3 separate regions of the Homo sapiens genome follow, and all the other regions are linked to region 1. The links are chromatin loops, found by intact Hi-C in ENCODE. Cell type or tissue: IMR-90. All regions are shown on one strand.

Evidence for each region. A loop is a pair of places that touch in the nucleus more often than their neighbours do. Peaks named below come from ENCODE experiments on the same cell type or tissue, not always from the same donor. Only the 100,000 strongest peaks of a DNase experiment are listed, where the experiment ranks them.
Region 2: a loop joins it to region 1, with 8 times the contacts of the local background. A loop is called at or near these places in 11 of 110 quality-filtered maps.
Region 3: a loop joins it to region 1, with 10 times the contacts of the local background. A loop is called at or near these places in 10 of 110 quality-filtered maps.

The regions. Positions count from the first base shown.
Region 1 is chr4:21,786,367-21,794,366 of GRCh38, reverse strand. The region is part of intron 1 of KCNIP4 (potassium voltage-gated channel interacting protein 4); the gene reads left to right. Among named protein-coding and RNA genes, the nearest start is that of KCNIP4-IT1, 63 kb to the left of the region's middle. In IMR-90, CTCF peaks have their summits at 3,728 (motif pointing left) and 4,935 (motif pointing left); a DNase peak (open chromatin) is centred at 4,926.
Region 2 is chr4:22,353,100-22,361,099 of GRCh38, reverse strand. No RefSeq gene overlaps it. Among named protein-coding and RNA genes, the nearest start is that of MIR12115, 160 kb to the left of the region's middle. In IMR-90, a CTCF peak has its summit at 3,672 (motif pointing right); no DNase peak of the experiment used is centred here.
Region 3 is chr4:22,603,477-22,611,476 of GRCh38, reverse strand. No RefSeq gene overlaps it. Among named protein-coding and RNA genes, the nearest start is that of ADGRA3, 91 kb to the right of the region's middle. In IMR-90, a CTCF peak has its summit at 3,946 (motif pointing right); no DNase peak of the experiment used is centred here.

The sequences.
Region 1 (8,000 bases):
AGTGGCCCCTGACAGGATAGAATTAAGTGAAATCTGAGATGATCCAATCAATGTTATCTTCCCCTGTGGTATATTTTCTTTTCTTTTTTTTTAAATTATACTTTAAGTTTTGGGGTACATGTGCACAACGTGCAGGTTTGTTACCTAAGTATGCATATGCCATGTTGGTGTGCTGCACCCGTTAACTAGTCATTTACATTAGGTATATCTCCTAATGCTATCCCTCTCCCCTCCCCCTACCCCGTGACAGGCCCCATTGTGTGATGTTCCCCACCCTGTGTCCAGGTGTTCTCATTGTTCAATTCCCACCTATGAGTGAGAACATGCGGGGTTTGGTTTTCTGTCCTTGTGAGAATGATGGTTTCCAGCTTCATCCATGTCCCTACAAAGGACATGAATTCATCCTTTTTTATGGCTGCATAGTATTCCATGGTGTATATGTGCCACATTTTCTTAATCCAGTCTATCATTGATGGACATTTGGGTTGGTTCCAAGTCTTTGCTATTGTGAATAGTGACACAATAAACATACGTGTGCATGTGTCTTTATGGCAGTATGATTTATAATCCTTTGGGTATATACCCCTGTGGTATATTTTCATGTATTTTTTCCTTAAGTGGCAATTGGGCCCAGACCTGGAAGACAATTTATATGGGCAGATTTTGTATGATTAAATGGAATTAAATATTTTCACATAAAAGGAGGATTCAGGTGGTATTTATTTCTTTTCTGAACTCTGTCTCTTAAATTATAAGATATGTGTTTGAATTTTATTTTGTTTTTCTCTTATTGAAAAAACTACTTGTCAGGCCGGTCATGGTAACTCACACCTGTAATTCCAGAAATCTGGGAGGTCGAGGTGGGTGGATCACTTGAGGTCAGGAGTTCAAGACCAGCCTGGCCAACATGGTGAAATCTTATCTGTACAAAAATTACAAAAATTAGCCGGGCATGGTGGCACACACCTGTAATCCCAGCTACTGGGGTGGCTGAGGCAGAAGAATTGCTTGAGGCTGGGAGGTGGAGGTTGAAAGGTTGCAGTGAGCCGAGATGGTGCTATTGCATTTCAGCCTGGGTGACAGAGCGAGACTCCATCTCAAAAAAGAATAACTACTTGTCCAGAACGTGTCAATGTGCACAGGTTTCATGATAATTCCTCCTGAAGAACTGATACTATCTTATATTTGCTGGGTATACAAATTTCCATTGATATATGGATAGATTTCTTTTCTCAGAAACTCATTTTAGGCTTTGGTTTTTTTAAAGGTACAACAAAAACTGGGACTGCCCATGAATGTTGACTATCCTTACCTCAGTTTGCTTCTCAGGAATGGAAAATTTCTGCCCCCAAACACCTAAGGCAGTAGCTTTCCTTCTCTCATCTGTTGACTCTGAGCCAGAGGATTCTTTCCAAATTTCTCTCACATACTCTGAGCATTTAGAATATTTAGAATAGTGCCCTTGACTGTCATGTGTAGTTTTCTAGGTTTGGTATTTACAAAGAAATAGGAAACTATGGATGCTTCTCAACATTACAGGAAGACATCCAGTGGGTAGTTTGGTAAGTCATAACCCTTCACAATCAGAGATTCTCCTCCATAAAGTTAGAGAGGTGGTTAAACCTGGGAATACAAATCTATGTCTGCAGCCCTGTGCAGTCTCAATGTGGGAAGTCTGGGCTTTTCTGTCTGCTGGCCTCAGCCATCTCCAAAATGCCCAGCTGTGAAACCAAGTCCTTAAACTTCCTCCGACCTCCACCCTCACTCTTGGTGCCAGGCTTCTGTTATGCTTATTCTCCATCTAGTGAGTTTTGCAAACTTCTGTTATCCATGACCACTTTCACACGTATTGACATTTACACACAGCATCTGTTCCATTATTTACTTAATAGTTTTCTTTAAATCAGTAAGTTTTGACTTCATTTATTTATGAGGGCAATTTTATGCCATTAGCACACACTTCAAAATCTATATATGCCATTATTTTATATGTTAATATAAAAATTAACATCACAGAAGCAGAGTGTAGTGGAAATTCTCATGACTGACCATGTCTCAAGTTCTGGGTTAGTATTTTGGTAGAGCTCCATAACATCTCCTTGCTGATTCCTTCAGCTAGAATTTGTTGTGGGCCTGCCACATTCTAGACACTGGGAATGGAGGGGGATAAGACAGATACGGTTTATGTGCTTGTGAAACTTAGGGTCTATTGAGAGAGAGAAACAAGAGAGATAAATAAGCAACTAAGCAAGCCAACCCTTCCCACCACGAAAATCAGAAAGCAGTGTCTCAAAAAAACAGAGAGAGTGTAGGGATGAAGAGTGCCTATGAGGTAGGTTTTTTTTTTTTTTTTTTTTTTTTTTTTTGAGACGGAGTCTCATTCTGTCACCAGGCTGGAGTACAGCGGTGCAATCTCGGCTCACTGCAACCTCCGCCTCCCGAGTTCAAGTGATTCTCCTGCCTCAGCCTCCCGAGTAGCTGGGATTACAGACATGCACTACCACACCTGGCTAATTTTTGTATTTTTAGTAGAGAAGGGGTTTCACCATGTTGGCCAGGCTGGTCTCAAACTCCTGACCTCAGGTGATCCGCCCACCTCGGCCTCCCAAAGTGCTGGGATTACAGGCATGAGAGGTAGTTCTTATTATTGTTTGCTTTCTACAGCTGAGGAATGGAAATACTAAGTATGTTAAGGAACCTACTCAAAGCCATAAAAGTAGGAAAAAGCAGTCAACTTTCCTCCAGTTAGGATGAGTGTGGACACAGACATCTTACTCACCAGAGTGAGTCCCGCGGTTGTGTTTATCTTCTCTGCCCACATAAATTCTTGTTTTTGTCTTGTTTTCTGCAGTGAACAGGAATTTCTAAAAGCAGCACCCTTCCCATTCTTCCTCCTTTTCTTCTTCAAATTCTCACTTGTCTGCTTTATTTTCCAGTTACTCAAATGCTATAGAATGAATGTCCCCTCTACCTTCTGCCCCGCAATTCCTGTGTTGAAATCCTAACCTCTAATACCTCCTGATGGTATCAGGAGGTGGAGCCTTTGGGAGGTGACTCAGATATAAGGATGAAGCCCTCATGAATGAGATTAATGCCCTCACACACACAAAATAACTCAGAGCTCGCTTGCCCCATTCTCCAGCCTTGTGAGTATACAATGAGAAGTCAGCAGCTGCAGCCCCAAAGAGAGCCTTCACCAGAACCCAAACATGCTGGCAATTTGTCCTCAGACTTCCAGCTTCCAGATCTGTGAGGAATACATTTCTGTTGATAATAAACTGCCCAGCCTAGAGTAGTCTGTTATTGCCCCTTAAACTAAGATACCAAGAAAAATAGCAGTCTTTGTAAAATGATGTATTCCAAGATATAACTTTTTTTTTTTTTTTTTTTTTTTTTTGTGGAGTGCGCAGGCAAATAAAGGAGCCACACATTTCAGTTGAATGAATGCAAGAGTTAAGCATTTTTAAAAGTTACAAATTATGAAGATTGTGATGCTACAGAATGATACCTTTTCAGCTTCTGTTGTCATTAACTTGGAATTATAATGGCTACTTTGAGTATTGAAAATGAGAATATTGTGCAAATCGGTCATTCCACCCTTCAAGGATATGGTTAGGGTTCTTTCTAAGATTATAAGGCAATGATTAAGCTGGATTATGCTGAAGCATCTTTCAGAATTGCAAAGGTACTTTATGAGTACAGTGTGGAAATTTTAAGTTTGAGGATAGCGCCCTCTTCTGGTTGAAAGTTCTCTTTTTTTTTCTTAATGTGTTTTCTATTTCATATTCAAATAGAAATATAATACAAAACTTGTCCTGGGAATTAATTTTTTAAAAAATTTAAAGTTGAGAAGTGGAACATAAGTTGTCATAATGTGAGGTTTTGGAAAGGTAAATCCCACCTCTAAAGCCTCCGAAATTCCTCTCCTATTCTGGTGTATGTGAAATTTGAGTGTACTCTGTAACATACTCTAAACACAAGATACAATGAGTGTGTGTAGAGTATCGTATTAAAGTGGTTGCTTAGATTTCCAGCATTGATGAAATATGTTTTTAATCGTAAGTAATTTCGAAATTGTTTTAAGGATTGAACACACTTATCAGGGAATGATTGTTGAATGGCTGATGCTATTTCCTATGAAAATGAGAGCACAGTGCTTAGTTTGTATCATTTTTATTTCTTCTAGCCTCTCATTCTCTCTTTCCATGGCTTAAACTTAATACTCACGCAAGCAGTATGTGGTTTCTTCCCAGCCTCCTCTCATTTGCCCATCCACATAATGGCTTTGCCTGGAGCTCTTTCCGTTAAATGACATGCTGAGGCAGCTTTTCATGGCAGTTTCATAACCAAAATAATATTTCCATGCTTTTCCTACTGTCAAATGTATATGAAGATGGAAAATGGGAAGAAACCGGACTTCAGTTCTGGGTTCCTATTCAAATCAATTTCCTTTAAAACAAACGCAAACTGAATCTGATGTTCATTTTCTTAAGTAATAGTTTGGAAGGCCCAACTTGGGTGGGTTGCCTTAGACATCATGTTTATTTAACTAGAAGGAATAACATAAGGTTCTGCCTCCCTTGATTTCTTCTTTGTAAGAGCAAGCACAAATATCTTGTCTTTTATTGGCACAAAAACAATAATCTACACAGAAATTAAATCTTTTGTTTATGCTGTTTTAGGAAACGATATAAGAAACTTTGAATGTCTTGACGATGAGCTAACTAGGAAAGACACATCCTGTTCTTCACACAGATGTAGCAAAGATGTTACGTAGTCTTAAACCTCCACCCCTCTGTGACCCAGTTGCTGTATCTAATAATAATACAGAAATTTAGATTTTTAAAAGAAGTACTTACTTTTTGTGAAGCCAACTGCTTACTGAAAAAGAGACCATGTTCCCTACTGGCCTTAGAATAACTGTGTAGGTACCGCCATCTAGTGGTGGTTTTGCAGACTAAAGCAAAAGAGGTTTCCATTGTCTAATTTGAAGTAGCTCTCTTCTATTAGAGATAAATTGTCAGCTGAGATGAAATGCTGCACCTGAAATTTACTTACATTTTAAATTAAACTTTGAAAGACACAATCATTCCCAAAGTAAATGAAAATTTATACAACTAAGATTTCTTAAAATCCTCTGTGGGAGGTGGCATGAAACCCAGGGCGGGTAGAAGAAACCTTGAACTTTGGAATTTGTTGAGTGTGAGTTGTAATACCTGCACCAGCTGTGTGGCTTGAGGCAAAACACATATCCTCCCTTGAACCTCAGCTAGACTTTTTTTTTTTTTTTTTTTTTGACAGAATCTCGCTCTGTTGCCCAGGCTGGAGTGCAGTGGCACAATCTCAGCTCATTGCAGCCTCTGCCTCCCGGGTTCAAGCAATCCTTCTGCCTCAGCCTCCCAAGTAGTTGAGACTACAGACGCGCGCCGCCACGCCTGGCTAATTGTTGTATTTTTAGTAGAGACGAGGTTTCACCTTGTTGTCCAGGATGGTCTTGATCTCCTGACCTCGTGATCCGCCCACCTCAGCCTCCCAAAGTGGTGGGATTACAGTTATGAGCCACCACAACCGGCCAGCTAGACTATTTTTACAATGACAATGACATAAGCATATCTACTTAATGGGTTGTTGTGAATATGTCAGGGGCTCATGTAGGTCGGGCTCAAGGAATGGTAACTATTTTTATAGTTATTCTGCATTAAAGAACTAAAACATCAGTATTTGTAGGGATTTTTCTCCACATCAACTGTAAATTTCTTGAGGGTGGAAGCTGCCTTAGCCCGCTACCCTTTGGATCTGAGATGCCTGGTGACCTGCCTGAGGCAGAGTAAATGTTTGTAGAATGCATGCATCTTGTTCCATCTTGCAAGCCAGGCTGTAGATGAGGTTAGAGGCTGGGGGTGAGATTTCTTTGCATTCCTCATAATTCATAGCATAGAAGTTAAAGTAATTGATTAGAACATTTGTTTATGAATCTTTGATGAATATGCTGAAACTTGTGCACCATTTACTTTGTCATTTAGCTATGTGTTAATATATCCTTCAAGTAAGGAAGTCTTTAATCCCAGAATTTTTTTTTTCATTTTTCATTTCCCATAAAAATCTCAACTCCTTGTTTATATTGTCCATTGCTTAATAATCTCTAATAGCATTGCTCTTGAGTTTATATGAAATTGCTCTGTGGAAAATAATATGGCTACTTCTTCTTCTTTACCTCCCAAATTTTGAAATGTCCAGTGTGGTTTACTTGCAAAAGAGTGAATGTCTTCTGGTTGAAATTTAATTGACAAGGCCTGCTGTTGGCTTCTGGGACTTGAGTTTAATTTTCTTTTGGGAAATGTATCAAGCGGCCTGCCTTCAAAGCCATCTCTCTTTTTTTTTTTCTTTTTATTCATTTGCTCCTACCTGGAGCAAGAGACAAATAATCTGAAGGAATTTTCCCATGGCACATTTGATTGGTATATGCTTCCCCCACTAGAATGTCAGCTCTGGAAGAACCGATATACAATTATATGCCAGTGTGTAGCAGAGAATCAATGTCTAATGTTGAATGAATAAGCACATAGAGAAAAAAGGAACAATTAATGATGGAGGCAAAAATGCAGATTTTTAAAAAAATTTAGTTTTTAAAATACAAGATCTGCCCAATATGGTTTCAGCTGTGTGTGAAACGTTATAATGGGAAGGCAAGCAAATCAGTGAGAAGATCAGTGACTTTGGAGTCAAATAGCCCTAGGAACAAATCTTGGCTCTGCCATGTGCAAGGACTATGTGTAAATTAATTGTTTAGAACTTCAGCTTCTTATATGTAAAATTAGGATAATAATAACTTCTTCATGGGGTTGTTGTGAGAAATAAATGACAAAGAGCATTTAGTATAATATCTGGAGTGTACTGAGTTTTGCTGTGTGGGCATAAATGAGAGAGCATCTAACCCTAGTTGGAGAGACCAGGCTTCATTGAGGAGGAGGTGTTTCAGCTGGAGTTTGACAAACTGGAATGAATGCAGTAGATTATAGTCCAGTAAGAAGAACTAACTGAAATGCTTGGGACCAAAAGTGTTTCAGATTTCAGATTTTTAAACTTGAGAATAATTGCATATGCATCATGAGAATCTTGGGAATGGAATCGAAGCCTAAACACGAAATTTATTCGTGTTTTATATGCACCATGTACACATAGCCTGAAGGTAAATTTAAACATTTTCAAATAATTTTGTGCATGAAACAAAGTTTGTATTAGGTACTTATGTGTGGAATTTTCCACTCATGGTGTTATGTCGGGTGTTCAAAAAGGTTTAAATCTTGGAGCATTTTGGATTTTAGATTTTCAGATTAGGGATGCTCAAACTGTCTATACACATATTTATCTCGTTTTATCACTGGCTTATTTGGTTTACCTTCACCTGGCAGAAATGGTTTCCAAGTTCTTAGGCTAGAGACATAACCTTTATTCTCGATCATATGAGGTACTTTCTGATAGAGGCTAAAAGAGTTACTCTCGGCGGGGCACGGTGGCTCAGGCATGTAATCCCACACTTTGGGAGGCCGAGGCGGGCGGATCATGAGGTCAGGAGATGGAGACCATCCTGGCTAACACGATGAAACCCCGTCTCTACTAAAAATACAAAAATTAGCCGGGCATGGTGGCGGGTGCCTGTAGTCCCAGCTACTCGGGAGGCTGAGGCAGGAGAATGGCATGAACCCGGGAGGCGGAGCTTGCAATGAGAGGAGATCAGGCCACTGCACTCCAGCCTGGAAGACAGAGCAAGACTCCATCTCAAAAAAAAAAAAAGAGTGACTCTCTATGCTGGTTTAAAATCACTCAATGTAGACAAATAACATATAAATAAATAAACATACAGCCTGGGTACAACAGCTACACCAATTGAACCAAACTCTCTGGGAGTACTTGCCAGTATGGCAATAATAAAATGACTGATCAGATTATAACAGGTGTTGGCAAAAATGGAGAGAGATAAGAATCTTCCTACACTGCTG
Region 2 (8,000 bases), 570 kb before region 1:
TGAAGTGAGTTATGTGCATGTGAATTGCTCTCAGTACTGAAATGAAAGCAGAAGGAACATGTATCAGTTAGCTATTACTGTGTGCTAACCCCTACCAAGATTTAGTGGCTTAAAATAAGAATTTCTCACTGTTCTCTTAATCAGGTGGACATTTCTTCTGGTCTGAGATGGCGTGGCTGATGTCTAGGGTTAGCTGGCTTATTTCTTGGTTGTGGCTGGAGGGTCTAGGAGAGCTTCAGCTGAGATGCTATCTTTGCTCCACGTGTTCTCTTATCAGCAGGCTGGTTTTGAATTTTTTCCTATGGTAGTCCCAGGCTTCCAAAGACCATCCAGAGAGTAAACTCCAATGCACAAGCACTTTTCAAGCATTTGCTCCTGACACATTGCTAATGTCCCATCCACTAAAGTAAGTCACATAGCTAAGCCCAAATTCAAGGAGTAAAGAATAGACTTCATCTCTTGATGGGAAGAACTGTAAAGTCATAAATGAGTGTGCATACAGGATGAGAAGACTTTATGATGTGGCCATTTTTACAATTTGCTATGGGTTTCTGAGTTATGATTAACTGAAGGCTCTGTTTTCAATATGGTGCATGAGGAGACTGGATAACAAATTAACAGTTGGGAACTGGAAGTGGAAGAAAGTACAACAGGATTAACAAGAAAAGCAGCAGGATAAAATACAGGAAAACAATAAATTTACATAAATATTGATTGCCCTGCAAATTTACTTAACTATTATCATAAATTTCTTGTACATTCTTTTCTGTGTACATGATCATGTTGCCTACAAATAATGACAGTTTTAAATTGTTCTTTTTAGATGCTCTTTATCAAGTTGAAGCCATTTCATTCTATTCTTTTTTTAATGTGTGTGTGTATTTATATGTATGATAGATTTTTAAAAAATTTCAGCCTTGATTTTTGATACAGGAAGTACATGTGAAGGATTGTTACATGCATATATTACACCCAGATAGTGAACATAATACCAAATAGGTAGTTTTTCAACTCACACCCATCCTCCCTCCCTCTCTAGTCTAGTAATCTATAGTGTCTATTGCTCTCATGGTTATGTCCTTGGAAAATCAATGTTTAGCTCCCAATAAGCGAGAATATTCATTTGGTTTCCTGTTCCTGCATTAATTCCTTTAGGATTATGCTCTCCAGCTCCATCCATGTTGCTGCAATGGACATGATTTCATTCTTTTTTATGGCTGTGTAGTATTCATGGTGTATATGTTCCACATTTTCTTAATACAATCCACCATTGATGGGCACCTAGGGTCTATTCCATGTTTTTTTCTATAGTGAATAGCATGGCAATGAACATATGAATGCATGTGTCTTTTTGGTATAATGATCTAAATTCTTTTGGGTATATTCCCAGTAATGAGTTTGCTAGGTCAAATGGCAGCTCTGTTTTAAATTCTTTGAGAAATCTCCAAACTGCTTTCCACAGTGGCTGAACTCATTTGCATTTTCACCAACAGTGTATAAGCATTCTCTTTTCTCATCAGCCTCAGCATCTGTTATTTTTTGAGATTTTTTTTTTAATAACAGCCATTCTGGCTGGTATGAGAAGGTATCTGATAGTGGTTTTGATTCGCATTTCTCTGATTAGTGTTGATGAGCATTTTTCATATGTTTGTTGGCTGCTTGTATATCTCTTCTTTTGAGAAGTGTCTGTTCATGTTATTTGCCCATTTTTTAATGGGGTTATTTGTTTTGCTTGTTGATTTAAGTTCCTTACAGATTCTGGATAGAGCTTTGTCAGACGCATAGTTTGTGAATGTTTTCTCATAATTTGTAGGTTGTCTACTTCCTCCGTAGGTGGTTTCTTTCACTGTGTAGAAACTCTTTAGTTTTTGCTCTTCTCAAGGAGTATCTTTGTGGTGTTGTCTGTATTTTCTGAATTTGAATGTTGGCCTGTCTTGCTAGATTGGGGAAGTTCTCCTGGATAATATCCTGAAGAGTGTTTTCCAACTTGGTTCCATTCTCCCTGTCACTTTCTGGTATACCAATCAAACACAGGTTTGGTCTTTTCACAGAGTCCCATATTTCTTGGATGCTTTCTTCATTCCTTTTCATTCTTTTTTCTCTAATCTTTTCTTCACACTTTATTTCATTAAGTTGATCTTCAATCTCTGATATATATATGTTTTTTTCTGGTTGTTCGATTCAGCTACTGATACTTTGTGTATGCTTCACGAAGCTCTTGTGCTGTGTTTTTCAGTTCCATCAGGTCATTTATGTTCTTCTCTAAACTGGTTACTCTAGATAGCAATTCTTCTAACATTTTTTCAAAGTTCTTAGTTCTCTTGCATTGGGTTATAACATGCTCCTTTAGCTTGGAGGAATTTGTTATTGCCCACCTTCTGAAGCCTACTTTTGTCAATTTGTCAAACTCATTCTCCATCCAGTTTTGTTTCCTTCCTGGCGAGGAGTTGTGATCCTTTGGAGAAGAGGCATTCTGGTTTTTGGAATTTTCAGCCTTTTTGCGCTGGTTTTTCCTCATCTTCGTGGATTTATCTACCTTTGGTCTTTGATTTTGGTGACTTTCAGATGAGGTTTTTGTGCAGACGTCCTTTTTGTTGATGTTGATGCTATTCCTTTCTGTTTGTTAATTTTCCTTCTAATAGACCTCTCTTCTGCAGGTCTGCTAGAGTTTGCTGGAGGTCCACTCCAGCCCCTTTTCACCTGGGTATCACCAGTGGAGGCTGCAGAACAGCAAGGATTGCTGCCTGTTCCTTCCTCTGGAAGCTTCCTCCCAGAGGGGCACCCGCCAGATGCCAGCCGGAGCTCTCCTATATGAGGTGTCTGTTGACCCCTGCTGGGAAGTGTCTCCCAGTCAGGAGGCATGGGGGTCAGGGACCCACTTGAGGAGGCAGTCTATCCTTTAGCAGAGCTCCAGAGTTGTGTTGGGAGATCTGCTGCTCTATTCAGAGTCAGCAGGCAGGAACGTTTAAGTCAGCTGAAGCTGTGCCCACAGCTGCCCCTTCCCCCAGGTACTCTGTCCTAGGGAGATGGGAGTTTTATCTATAAGCTCTTGACTGGGGCTAATGCCTTTCTTTCAGAGATGCCCTGCCCAGAGAGGAGGAATCTAGAGAGGCAGTTGGCTAAAGCGGCTTTGCCGAGCTGCGGTGAGCTCTGCCCAGTTCGAACTTCCGGGCAGCTTTGTTTGCACTGTTAGGGGAAAACTGCTAGCTCAGTGTCTGCCCAAATGGCTTCCCAGTTTTGTGCTTGAAACCCAGGGCCCTGGTGGCATACGCACCTGAGGGAATCTCCTGGTCTGTGGGTTGCGAACACTATGATGAAAGCATAGTATCTGGGCTGGAATGCACTGTTCCTCCTAGCACAGTCCTTCACGGCTTCCCTCAGCTAGGGGAGGGAGTTCCTTGACCCCTTGCACTTCCCAAGTGAGGGAAGCCCTCACCCTGCTTCGGCTTGCCCCCTGTGGGCTGCACCCACTGTCTAACCAGTCCCAATGAGATGAGCCCGGTACCTCAGTTGGAAATGCAGAAATCTCCCACCTTCTGCATTGATCTTGCTGGGAGCTGCAGATTGGAGCTGTTTCTATTCGGCCATCTTGCCAGCCACCTGGGTGGGTGAATTCGTGAGCTTGGTTTCATAGGCATAATTTTTGGTATTATAGTTTAGGCTGTTAGCCAGTAGATGGTGCTTAAGAGCAATGGCTGGTAGCTAGGTTAATACCCAGCCATGTCGTTTTTGTACTTCCTCTTGTTTTCAGTCCTGCTCTGTGGTAGGCAGAGGAGACAAATGGCCTCCTCACCAGGTCCTCTCTGGGCTTTGGGGAAGTCCCCAAGGATCAATGGTGCTGCACCTGCATTTCTTTTCTTAGGTGTTCCAGGCTGCAGTATCCCCTCAGGCAGAGGCTGGCAGGGATATATTCCACATCTTTCTGGACTGGCCCTGCAGAGGATGGCATGCACCACTACTGCCCCCGCCCAGGAACACATGCTTCTCACCCCTCTCACTGCTCTGATGGTGGGGGCTGCTTCTCTGCTTGAGGGCCGGCCACAGATCTCAGCTCCATACTCCTGAGCTGCATGTTGCAGCCCTGGGGCACTGGGATGTCCTGCAGCTCGGGTTGGGATTCTGGATCTGATGTATTCCTGGGTTGCCAGGAAAGTGCTCAGGTGCAGCAATACTGGGCTGCAGGGGCTGCACTGTGCACCAGCTTATGCAGCACAGCTTGGTATGGACCCTGGGAGGGGCCAACGAGCAGGAGGGCCTGTAGAGCAGACATACTTCAGTCCCATGGGGAAGCTGCCCACTCTTTCGTGGCTGGAAGGTCAGCTGGGGCCCGTGCCTCCTGGAGGGGTGTGGGGAGCCCTGGGGGATGAGTGTCTATGGCCACATTCCCTAGAACTGCCCAGCACACAAAAGCTCCTATACTTTGTGCTGTCTGAAGGCCTGGCAGTCTTTGCTTGCTCCCCGAGGACATCCCCTGCCAGTTCATGCATCCATGGGGACATGAGGTCCCCTATAGCTAGGATCCCAGAGGTCCATTCTGAGAGAGAGCCATTCCTCAATTCCCTCACTCACCCCTTTCCCAGTCGACAAAGTCAGGAACCATTCCCTGGGTTAAGGTATCCGGTGCAGGGTTCCCCGCGACCTCCCTCTTCAGCCTTGGCTTTAGTCTTGCCTCTCCACCCACTTTTGGCATTTTCTTTCTGAAGATCTGCCCAAATTATGGTGGTTTACTTAATAATCTGATCCCTCTGGGTGGGAGCAGAACTTTTTGGCTGCATCCAGTCAGCCATCTTGTCCCCCTCCTCGTTCTATTCTTAAGGTGGAAACTTTGTTCATTGGTATTAGGTCTTTCTTTTTACCTAGGATAAGCATTTAGAGCTATACATTGTCTTCAAAGTTCTGTGTTAGCTTCATCCCTAAAATTTAAAAAAATTGTCAGCCATTTTGAAATATTTTCTAATTTTCCTTGTCATTTCTTGTCTGACCCTTGCATTGCCTAGAAGTGTCTTAGGAGATTTTCTAGATATGACTATTGTTATTAAATTCTAATTTAGTTTCTTTTGCATTAGAGAACATACTTTGTATGCCCTTAATCCTGTCAAATTTGAAACTTATTTTATGCTGAGCATGTGATCTACCTTGAATATTTTATAAGCATGGTAGAGAATGCGCATTATACTGTTGCTGGATGTGGTGTTCTGTAAAGGTAAATTGGGTTAGATTTTCAGTGTTGTTCAAGATGTCTGTACCCTTGTTGGTTTCTGTCTACTTTTTCTCTCAGTTGCTAAGAGAAAGCTTTAATCAAAATTTTCTATCTACTTCTCCTTTCTGTTATGTTGTTTTCCTTATTAATGTATTTGAAATCTTGCAACTACATGCATGCAAACTTAGGACTGTTGGGTCTGTTATGAATTAATAATTTTATTATTTAAAAATATTTGACTTCATTATTGGTAATATTTCTTGTATCAAAGTCTATTTGACTTCTATTAATATAGCCTTTCCAGTTTTCTTTTCTTTTTTTTTTTTTTTGACAGAGTTCTGTCTGTCACCCAGGCTGGAGTGCAGTGGCAGGATCTCGGCTCACTGCAGTGTCTGTCTCCCGGATTCAAGCGATTCTTCTGCCTCAGCCTCCTAAGTAGCTGAGACTATAGGCACATGCCACCATGTCTGGCTAATTTTTATATTTTTAGTAGAGACGCGGTTTCACAATGTTGGCCAGGATGGTCTCAATCTCTTGACCTTGTGATCTGCCCGCCTCGGCCTCCTAAAGAGCTGGGATTACAGGTGTGAGCCACTGCACCCGGCCCCAGTTTTCTTATTATTAAATTTTTCATATATCCCTTTTTCCATCTTTTTATTTTAACCCATCTTTGTGTATTTAAAATGAATTCTTCAAATATATCACATATAGTTGAATCTTGCTTTATAAAAAATACAGTCTGAAAATCACTGCCTTTTGTTGGAGTAGTTTATAATTTAATATTATTAATATTGCTGGGTTAAAATCTTACTGTTTGTTTTCTGTTGTCCCATTTCTAGTTTGTTCCTTCTTACCATTATTCCTGGCTCTTTTTTTGATAGGGTATTTTTAATATTTCTTTTTATCTTCACTATTGGTCTGTTTGATCTTTTTTCTTTTTTCTAGTGGATATCTCAGGGTTTGCAAAATACATATCTAATTTCTTTCTTTTTTTTAACTTTTATTTTAGGTTTGAGAGTATTTGTTATATAGGTAAACTCATGTCACAGGGGTTTGCCGTACAGACTATTTCATCACCCAGGTATTAAGCCTAGTACCCATTAGTTATTTTTTCTGCTTCTCTCCTTTCAACCACCCTCTACTCTCAAGTAAACCCCAGTGTCTGTTGTTCTCTTCTTTGTGTTCACAAGTTCTCATCATTTAGCTCCCACTTGTGAGAACATGTGGTATATGGTTTTCTGTTCCTGTGTTAGCTTGTTAAAGATGATAGCCTCCAGCTCCATCCATGTTTGCACAAAAGACAAGATCTTGTTTTTTTTTTATGACTGCATAGTATTCCATGGTGTATATGCACCACAGTTGCTTTATCTGATCTGTCATTGTTGGGCATTTAGGTTGATTTCATGTCTTTGCTATTGTGAATAGTGCTGCAATGAACATTTGAGTGCATGTGTTTTTATGGTAGAATGATTTATATTCCTCTGGGTATGTACCCAGTGATGGGATTGCTTGGTCAAATGGTAGTTCTCCTTTAGCAATTTGAGGAATTGCCAAACTGCTTTCTGCAATGGTTGAATGATTTATACTCCCATCAACAGTGTATAAGTGTTCCCTTTTCTCCACAACCTCACCAGCATTTGTTATTATTCATTGGTGTAAGATGGTGTCTCATTGTGGTTTTGATTTGCATTTCTCTAATGATCACTGGTATTGTTAATTTTATGCCTTGATGATCTGTCTAATACTGCCAGTGGCAGTTGAAGCGTCCCATTATTATTTTGTGGGAGTCTATGTCTCTTTGCAAGACTCTAAGAATTTGCTTTATGAATCTGTGTGCTTCCATGTTGGATGCATATATATTTAAGATAGTTATGTCTTGTCGAATTGAACTCTTTATCATTATGTAATGCCCTTCTTTGTCTTTTTTGATATTTGTTGGTTTAAAGTCTGTTTTGTTAGAAATTAGGATTGTAACCCCTGCTTTTTTCTGTTTTTCATTTGCTTGGTAGATTTTCCTCCATTCCTTTATTTTGAACATATTTGTGTCATGAGTTTCTTGAAGACAGCATAACATTGAGTCTTGCATGTTTTTTTTTACTCCAACCTGCCACTCTGTGCCTTTTTCATGGGGTACTTAGCCCACTTACATTTAAGGTTAGTATTGATATGTGTGGATTTAATCCTGTCATTGTCTTGTTAGCTAATTACTGTGCTGGCTTGTTTGTGTGGTTGCTCTACAGTGTCACTGGTCTTTGCATTTAAGTGTAATTTTGTATTAGCTGATCATAATTTTTCTTTCTATATTTAATCCTCCTTTCAAGATCTCTTGTAAGGCAGATTTGGTGGTAATAAACTCCCTCAACATTTGCTTATCTGAAACAGTTCTTATTTCTCGTTTGCTTATGAAACTTAGTTTTGCTGGATATGAAATTCTTGGCTGAAGTTTTTTCCTTTAAGAATGTGAAATGTAGTTCTCCAATCTCCTCTGGCTTGTAGAGTTTCAGCTGAGAGGTCCACTGCTAGCCTGATGGGGTTCCCTTTATAGGGGACCTGCTCTTTTTCTTTCATTTCAACCTTAGAAAATCTGATGATTATGTGTCTTCAAGATTATCTTCTTGTGTAGAACCTTGCAGGAGTTCTCTGTATTTTCTTAATTTGATTATTGGCCTCTCTGACAAAGTTGGGAATATGTTCATGGACAATATATTGAAATATGTTGTTCAAGTTTTTTGCTTTTTTCCTATCCCTTCCAGGGATGTCAGTGACTCATAGATTTGGCCTCTTTACATAGTCCCATAAT
Region 3 (8,000 bases), 820 kb before region 1:
GGGAAGCTGAGGCGGGTGGATCACTTGAGGGCAGGAGTTCAAGACCAGCCTGGCCAGCAGGACAAAACTCCATCTCTACTAAAAATACAAAAAATTAGCTGGGCGCGGTGGCTGGCGCCTGTAGTCCGAGCTACTCAGGAGGCCGAGGCAGGAGAATGGCGTGAACCTGGGAGGCGGAGCTTGCAGTGAGCTGATATCACGCCACCACACTCCAGCCTGGGCCACAGAGCAAGACTCCATCTCAAAAAAAAGAAAAAAGAAAATGTAAATTACTCCCAGCACTTTGGGATGCCGAGGCAGGCGGATCACGAGGTCAGGAGATCGAGACCGTCCTGGCTAACACGGCGAAACCCCGTCTCTACTAAAAACACAAAAAATTAGCCGGGCGTGGTGTTGGGCGCCTGTAGTCCCAGCTACTGGGGAGGCTGAGGCAGGAGAATGGCGTGAACCCAGGAGGCGGAGCTGGCAGTGAGCCAAGATCGTGCCACTGCACTCCAGCCTGGGCGACAGAGTGAGACTCCGTTTCAAAAAAAAAAAAAAAGAAAGAAAATGTAGATTACTTCTGTACCTGTCTAAAACTCCCCATGGCTTATACTGCACCCCTGAAAAATCCAAAGCCCTGACCATGATCTGATATTCCTATACGGTGTGGTCCTGACCTCCTCTTTCATCCCATCTTGGGCCATTCGCACTCACAGGGCAACCACAACACCCTTGCCCTCTGTCCTTCCACCTGGCCAGGCCCATTCACGTGTGAGGGCCTTTGCACCCACTGGCCACGTTCGAAATGCTCTGCTTCCAGCCCTTGGGTTCCTTGTTGTCATTAAGATCTCAGCCCTAGTAGCTTCTCCTCAGAGACATCGTCCTTGGACATCTATTTAATGTAACCTTCCCACTCTCTCTGATGTCTTCTATTGCATCACTGTTTTGGTGTTTGCATCATACTTGGCACCACCTAAATTTTTTGTCTGTCCAATTTTTTCCTTGTTTGTTATCTATCTTCACCCATATGAATGTAAGTGCCTTGAGAACAGAGACTTGTCAGAGCCGTTTGCCCCCTAGCTCAGTAGGTGCTCAGTAAATACTTCTTGGGTGACTGTGTTGCTTATTAATTCTTCCAGCTGAGATAATAATCTGGACATGAAAATAAAATGTGTTTAAGCAAAATCTTGATCATGGGAATGAACATTTCAAGGGGAAAATGAATGGAGTTTGGTGTCTAAATATAGGAAAGGAATGAGCAATCTAAGACAAGGTTAGCGTGAGGTTCTCAGGGTTGCTGCAGAAAGGTGATACTCTTGGCAAAAATATAAAGGTTGTGGTTAAAAGCCACATTCAGTGAGTATACACTACATGTCAGGCATTACATATTTTTCAGAACCCCATTGGGTAGGCGTCATTATCTCTTACAGATAAGAGATTGATTCAGTGACCCCAAGTTTTTCAGCTGGGTATCCTATTCCAGTGATTGAGGTTGACTTGGTTAAAAGTACTGATTTAAGATCAACTTACAGTTGCAAGCATGGATGGGGGTAAAGATGTACTGTCTGGTCTTCAGAGCTACCTCTCCCCCATTTCCCAAGTTACTGGGCTGAACTGGATGTGGGATATGCATCTCACAACCTACGTTGGCTCACAGGTTCTTTTGCAAATTGGTCTATGCACCTGTAGATTCCTCCAGGTGTCCTCCTCATTCTGAAACAGTCCAGGGTGGGCAACTGGAAATACCTTGAAGAAGACGCTGAAGAGAAAAGTGCCCGGATAAAGGTAGGGGAACCTGATTAATGGAGCAGAATGACACCTGTTATTTTGGAGACAACCACCCGCAGGGTGATAAAACCCCAGAGAAAATAACTGAAATGCAGTACATGAAAATGTTTTGCTTCCATCTTTTTGATCATCCATCTGATAAGTTACTACCTAGAATATGGAAACTTGACTTTGCTAAAAATGAGTTCTATGAGAGAAGCCCAGAGAAGACAATGCTACTGATGCACCTGGAGAGTTGAAGATACTGCAACCGAACACTCAGGTGGTCTCTCACTGGTGGCAGGAAACAAATGTTCTTCTTCAACATAGAAATCACCATGGAGATGGCATTATAGAGCTAGCATCTCAGTGATAAAAAGCCGTGGGGACCAGGTTCCTTGGTCCCTGGGAGTTTATCAGCGGTTGAAAGATACCCTGAGCTTGCCCCCTTTCACCCCTGATCCAGCTAACACACACAGCTCCGCAAGGGCTGGCTCGTTCTCCCAGATTTGCAGCTGTGGAAATGCCAAGATTTAAAATAAATTTTCTTGAAAAAAACCAACATCGATGGAGTGAAGATATTATTACTACATAACCACCAAGTCTTGGTATATGTGTTTCTAACAGTAGTGTGGAGGCAGAAGTGAAGATAAAGATCCCATGAAGATAAGGAGATTTGTTGCAAGGCTGGCATAAAACCTGAGCAGATGATCACAATCTCTGTGTGGTTTATGCTACCTGAGGAGAGACCCAAAGTCCAGGCAGTGCTGGCTTACATCATTGTTTTCCAGGAGCAAGAGCCTAGTACTTTGGTCATTCCAAGTATTTGGGATTGTTCAGTAGAGCATCAGTTCTTGGTACCCAACATATATTATTTTAAATTGGAGAACTGAAGCAACCAAAGGTGGGGTGATGTCCTCATTCATTCTAACTAGAGTTGACTCTGGCACATTTGGCTACCTCAAGGTAACTCGGTACAAAGGATTGTATTCACTTGGATCTGATAGCAAGGAAACACTCCTATAGTTACAGATGTGATGTCACTGAGAGGCAAGCATGGGTTAGGTAGTGAGAGACATACTATTTTGGAGTTGGACAAGACTGGATTTTAATCCCATCTCCAGCAATTAATTGCCCATTGTAAAATGCTAAGTTTAATAAAGATATGATCTCAACCACCTGTCAGAGCCGGAGTGAGGATTAAATTCAATTATTTTGTGCAGCACCTGGTGCATGTAAAGCCCTCAGTCCATACTCATTCAAAACTCACTCTTACCACACAGCCTCTCCCTCCAGCCTTGCTTCAGGAGGTCTCCCGTAACTGAGGGAGAGTGGAGCCCCTGGCGGGACTGGAGACAAACAAATGGACTTTCCTTGCCAATTGAAATAAAGACAACCCTCTTTGCTCAGGAGGAAGCAGGCTCCAGGGACTTGGGAATCTCAAAATATGGTCATGAGTCACAGGTGAGACAAGAGGGTCTTCCCACAGGTCTGTGAATTAATCCAGAAGTGCAAGTCTTTTCTTTGGTTTTTACAGATGAATGGTACCCAAATCCATACACTCTCAACTTGCTACAGTACTGGCTATAGGTGAGTTACTAGTGGCCTAAAATGATGGAAGGCCCTAGGAAAATTCCCTGTGTGGCACTTGAGACTTCCTTACCCCTTCTGTGGACAGTCGTTATCCCTTGTGTGGGGAGTAGATGGAATTAATAAGCTGTGATATTATTTCTGGGCAAGGTGCAATAAGACGTGTTTGTTCCTCCCAAGGTGGAGATTACAGAATTGTAGTGAGGGAAGGGGGTGATAATACAGCATCCAAGGAATGTTTAGAGAGTTATACTTGCCTGCTTTTTGACATGTGTGTCTCTAGAGAAGTCTAGGTGGACTCCTGTCCATCAACATCTCAATGTAAAAGAGCATTGCTGTTGGATGTCATCACCAGTCCCCTTCCAGGTCCCTGCAGCTATTGTGGTTAGCATTGCTGTTCCCATGGCTCAAGTGGCTTTGGACTAGTAGGTAATGGGTGGGGGAAGAAACAGCTCCCCTCCCCTCCCCCACCCCACCCTACCCTGTGTATATTCCACTTCCTGAGACTTGGGCTATGCCTACAGGAAGTAACAGAAACCGTTGGTGTGCCCCTAGCTCCCTCCCCTCTGCCAACTGCACAGTTGCACTTACTGAGGCTGGGCTGCAGGTGGCAGGCACCCCTCTGTGATCCTGCCATGGCCAGAGGAACTCATTCTACACCAGCTCTTGGGTGTAAAGTTGTACGGATACTGAAGACTTCCATCCTCAGGCCAAAAGGTCAGGATCAGTGCAGCTTATACCTGCGCTCACAAAGAAAGAGAACAAAAGGAGAGTCCGTGGCCATGGCTGCCTCCAGTACCCATTTAATTGGCATCTTGAATCAAGTAGAACTGTTTTTAGGAGAAGTAACCCATTTTGGAAACCCCAAAAACCTTCAAAACTTAGAGTTAATGAAATAATATTCTAAAAATAAAGTTGATAAAATGTATCTGAATGCATGCATACATAGACCTTGCAAATATCCATTTGATGCTCGCTTAGTTTCGTTAGGGCTCTATTCACTCTGACCTCATCATATGACAACCCACTTGACTCCTGTCTTCCCTTCTGTCCTTCTACTTTGCTGCTAGTGTAATTCTATATTCTTCATTTGCATTCTTTCTCAGAATGAAATCCTGAAAAGCAACCCCATTCGGTATGGACTCAGAATCCCCATGGCATGATCTGATACCACAGGCAATCTCTCTTCCTAACTCAGGGCCCAGGTAACACATGGTAGTGCCAGAGTGTGAGCTGCCTGCTCTCCGGTGAGGGTTAGACCAGGCTTTGGGGAGCTGCCTTGAGTATAGCTGAGTTGTCAAATATGCAAGTGACATAAGCCAGAGGGGCCTGTGTGTCACTCAAAGGTGCTGACACAAGCCAATCTGATCTGGGACCAGTAAATGTTTAATCCAGTGAGACGAATAGAATGCATTCCTGCCAGTGCCCCTACTGCTCTTGCACATGGCAATGCTGCTCCCAGGACTCAAGTGGCTTTGGACTAGCAGGCATTGGCATGTTGGGCAGGGTTGGGGGCAGCTATATGCTGCTTCCTGGAAAAGGACTGTCACTTACATCACAGCCCCCAGCTTCACCTTATCTTCACTCAGATGCCCTCTCAGACTCCTATTCTGCTACTTTTGTGCCTCCTCTTCTCTCTTCATCTCGCTCTCTCTCTCCTCCTACCCCTTAATAACTGACCACTCTCCATATTTTCCAGTCTACAGCCCAAAAGGGAGATGGACACATTGTTTTAGCTAGTTACTCTCTACCCACTTGGACAGTGTCTCTTGCTCCAGGTCCCCTCATTGGTTGCCCACTGGCCTATGGATACTATTAATTGAATTAGCATCCACCTCCGTCACTGCTTATGTGCACAGGGCCTGTTCCCATGGTCATCTTAATCTGAAGTTGGGAAAGCAGCATTATAAATGATGTGCCCAGTACTTAAGGAAAATCAGAGAAGAAAGGCATAGAGACAGGATGCATTCACATTTTGGAGAAACCTACTATATGGCAGACACTATATGTCAGGTACTGTACTAGGTACTTTATAACTGCATGTATCTAGTTAATACTCAAAAAGACTTATCTTTTCCCAGTATCAGAGTTTGCGAATCAGAGGGCTGATATTTTAGCATGGCTCCGGGTTAAAGGGTCCAAAGAGGCCTCCTGCCCAAAGTTAGGATTGCCTTCTCTGAGCAACAGAATTCCCACAAATCTGTGTAGTCTTAGCTGAACAGGATTAGGGTTCCATCTAGTTGTAGTGTGTTCCTTTTCTCAGCCTTGTTTGTGTGCATAGACACAAACATACACCATGGACACTTCCAAAGGAAGAGTGAGTATAGGAAGACACAACTGGGATCTCTTACTATGGTAAGACAGAGTGTTTGGGGTCCTGGATCCCAGCCAGTGCCTTCACTTACATTTCAACATTTCCAAAATAGTTCTTGGAATTTCCACTTTAAAAATGAGAAAACAGACTCAGGAATGTTAATGGACTGTCTGTAAGAGTGCTAGCTGTGCCTTCCCATATTTATTCATCTCTTAACATTGTCTTGCACTCTAGCCAGACTTCCAACCAACTACCCACACCTGTGACTCTACCTGAGTGAGTCCACCCTGCCCGCCTGTAGAGCAGACTGGAATTGCCACAACTCTCCCTGCAGAAACCTTCAACCACAGCTGATAGTGTAGCAGGACGAGCCGCAGACAAAACCTCTCAGACACCGAGTAGTAGAAGGAAGGGCTTTATTCAGCTGGGAGCATCGGCAAGCCATTGCCTTAAAATCCGAGCTCCCCGAATGCACAATTTCTGTCCCTCTTAAGGGCTCACAACACTAAAGATTTCACATGAAAGGGTCATGATTGATTTGAGCAACCAGGTGGTACGTGACAGGGGCTGCATGCACCGGTGGTCAGAGAGAAACAGAACAGAGCAGGGAGTTCCACAATGTTCTTCTATACGATGTCTGGAATCTATGAATAACATCGGTTTCTAAGTTATGAGTTGATTTTTAACTACCGGGTTTAGGCCAGGCAGACCCAGGCCCGGTTTCGGGCCTGGTGCCGGGCTGCCTGTCTTTGGTTTTGCTTCCTTGTTGTTTTTTCTTAAAACAGGTACTGAGTATAAAACAATATAAAACAATATGAGAGGGTCTCTCTCTTCCCTCATTCCCCCCTTTTGAGACTCTCACTTTTTATTAGTGGGAGTTCTCACTCTTATTTTTGCTGCTTATGTCTCTTTGTGTAATAGATTGATAGTGATTTATATAGTACACTTGTGTTGATGCATTTTGGTGAACTAAGGTAATGATGAAGCTTTTTATCATTTGAAGAAGTACAGATAGTAAACAAGGGAGCAGTAAGCAGGTTCTTATTACTATTATTACTTTTATTATAAGAGTTTTAAATCCTCTTATTGCTGGGAACCAATTTTTAAACATGGCTCCTGGATTGAGTCCGTGTCACACTTGCATGGTTACATGTGCCAGTTTTGTTATATTTTTAACTATATTTTTAACTACTTGCCTTTGATTATCTATGTGTAGACAGTAATTAGTAAGGTTAAATTGTTCACAAACTTTTCCTTCAGCTGCTAGCAAGTAGTCAAGAGCTAGTCTATTTTGATAGATAGCATTTTTCATCTGAGTCTCTTGCCGGGCAAGAACAGTCAAGGCTTAACCAGTTTTATTAGTAATAATTTCTAAAACAGCTTGTAACCGTATGATTTGCTTGAGCATGTAGATGGGGGTCCGATATCCCCATGAGCCATCTTGTATCCAAGTGGCGGGTCCATAGTATTGTATGATTTTTTTTTTAGGAGGCCATTTATCATTTTTTAAATTACCTATGGCTATGCTTCGTTTTCTCTTTTTTTTTTTTTTTTTCCGGGAAGCATAGACTGGGAAGCCCCGAAGTTCACCTGTCTTTATGGACAGTAAGAAGAAAGATGGCTTAATGGTGCCAGTTACACAGCTACCTGTCCACTGATCAGGCAGCTTAGCATAAGCTTTGTGTCCACATATCCAGTATAACCCGGTGGGGGCCATCCAGTCCCGGTGGAATTCTGGATGGGCCTAAACAGTCTGCAACTTTGGAAATTTCCTGAATGGATTTATTTCTGTGTAATTGGAACTCCACAATGTAACTGTTTTTGTGGTACTGTTATGCAGCTTTTGCCCAAGACAACTAAGCTGCCCTACAGGATGAATGAATCCTTTTTCTTTTTTAGCTATGTAATACTGTCTAATAATTGAGACTTTTAGAATCTAGAGATGATCAGAGTGATCTTTTGGGCTGGGAATTCATCAGGAACTGGGTCTGTAGGAACCTATTCTCGGGCTTCCTATGGCCATTGATCTCCTGTTACGGTCCCTCTACAAACATAACATGAGGTGACTTGTAGAGACTGGGCTACGTGTTCGGCTAATTGCAAAAACAAATTTTTAGTTTTTCTTGGAATCTCAGGTACTGGCACATTTAGTTTATCATAGAAAGTCTGATATACTGGTTCTGGAGAGCGTTTTTGAACCTCTCCTTCTATTAGGATGCTTACACTAGGATCTAGTCCTTTTCCATCAATGCCTAATGTTACATGTGTTTTTAATTTTACTTTGGGTCTGAGGGGTTTGTGATTATCAGTTTTAAAAGGCTGCAACTCCCACTCATGCAGGAGGGGC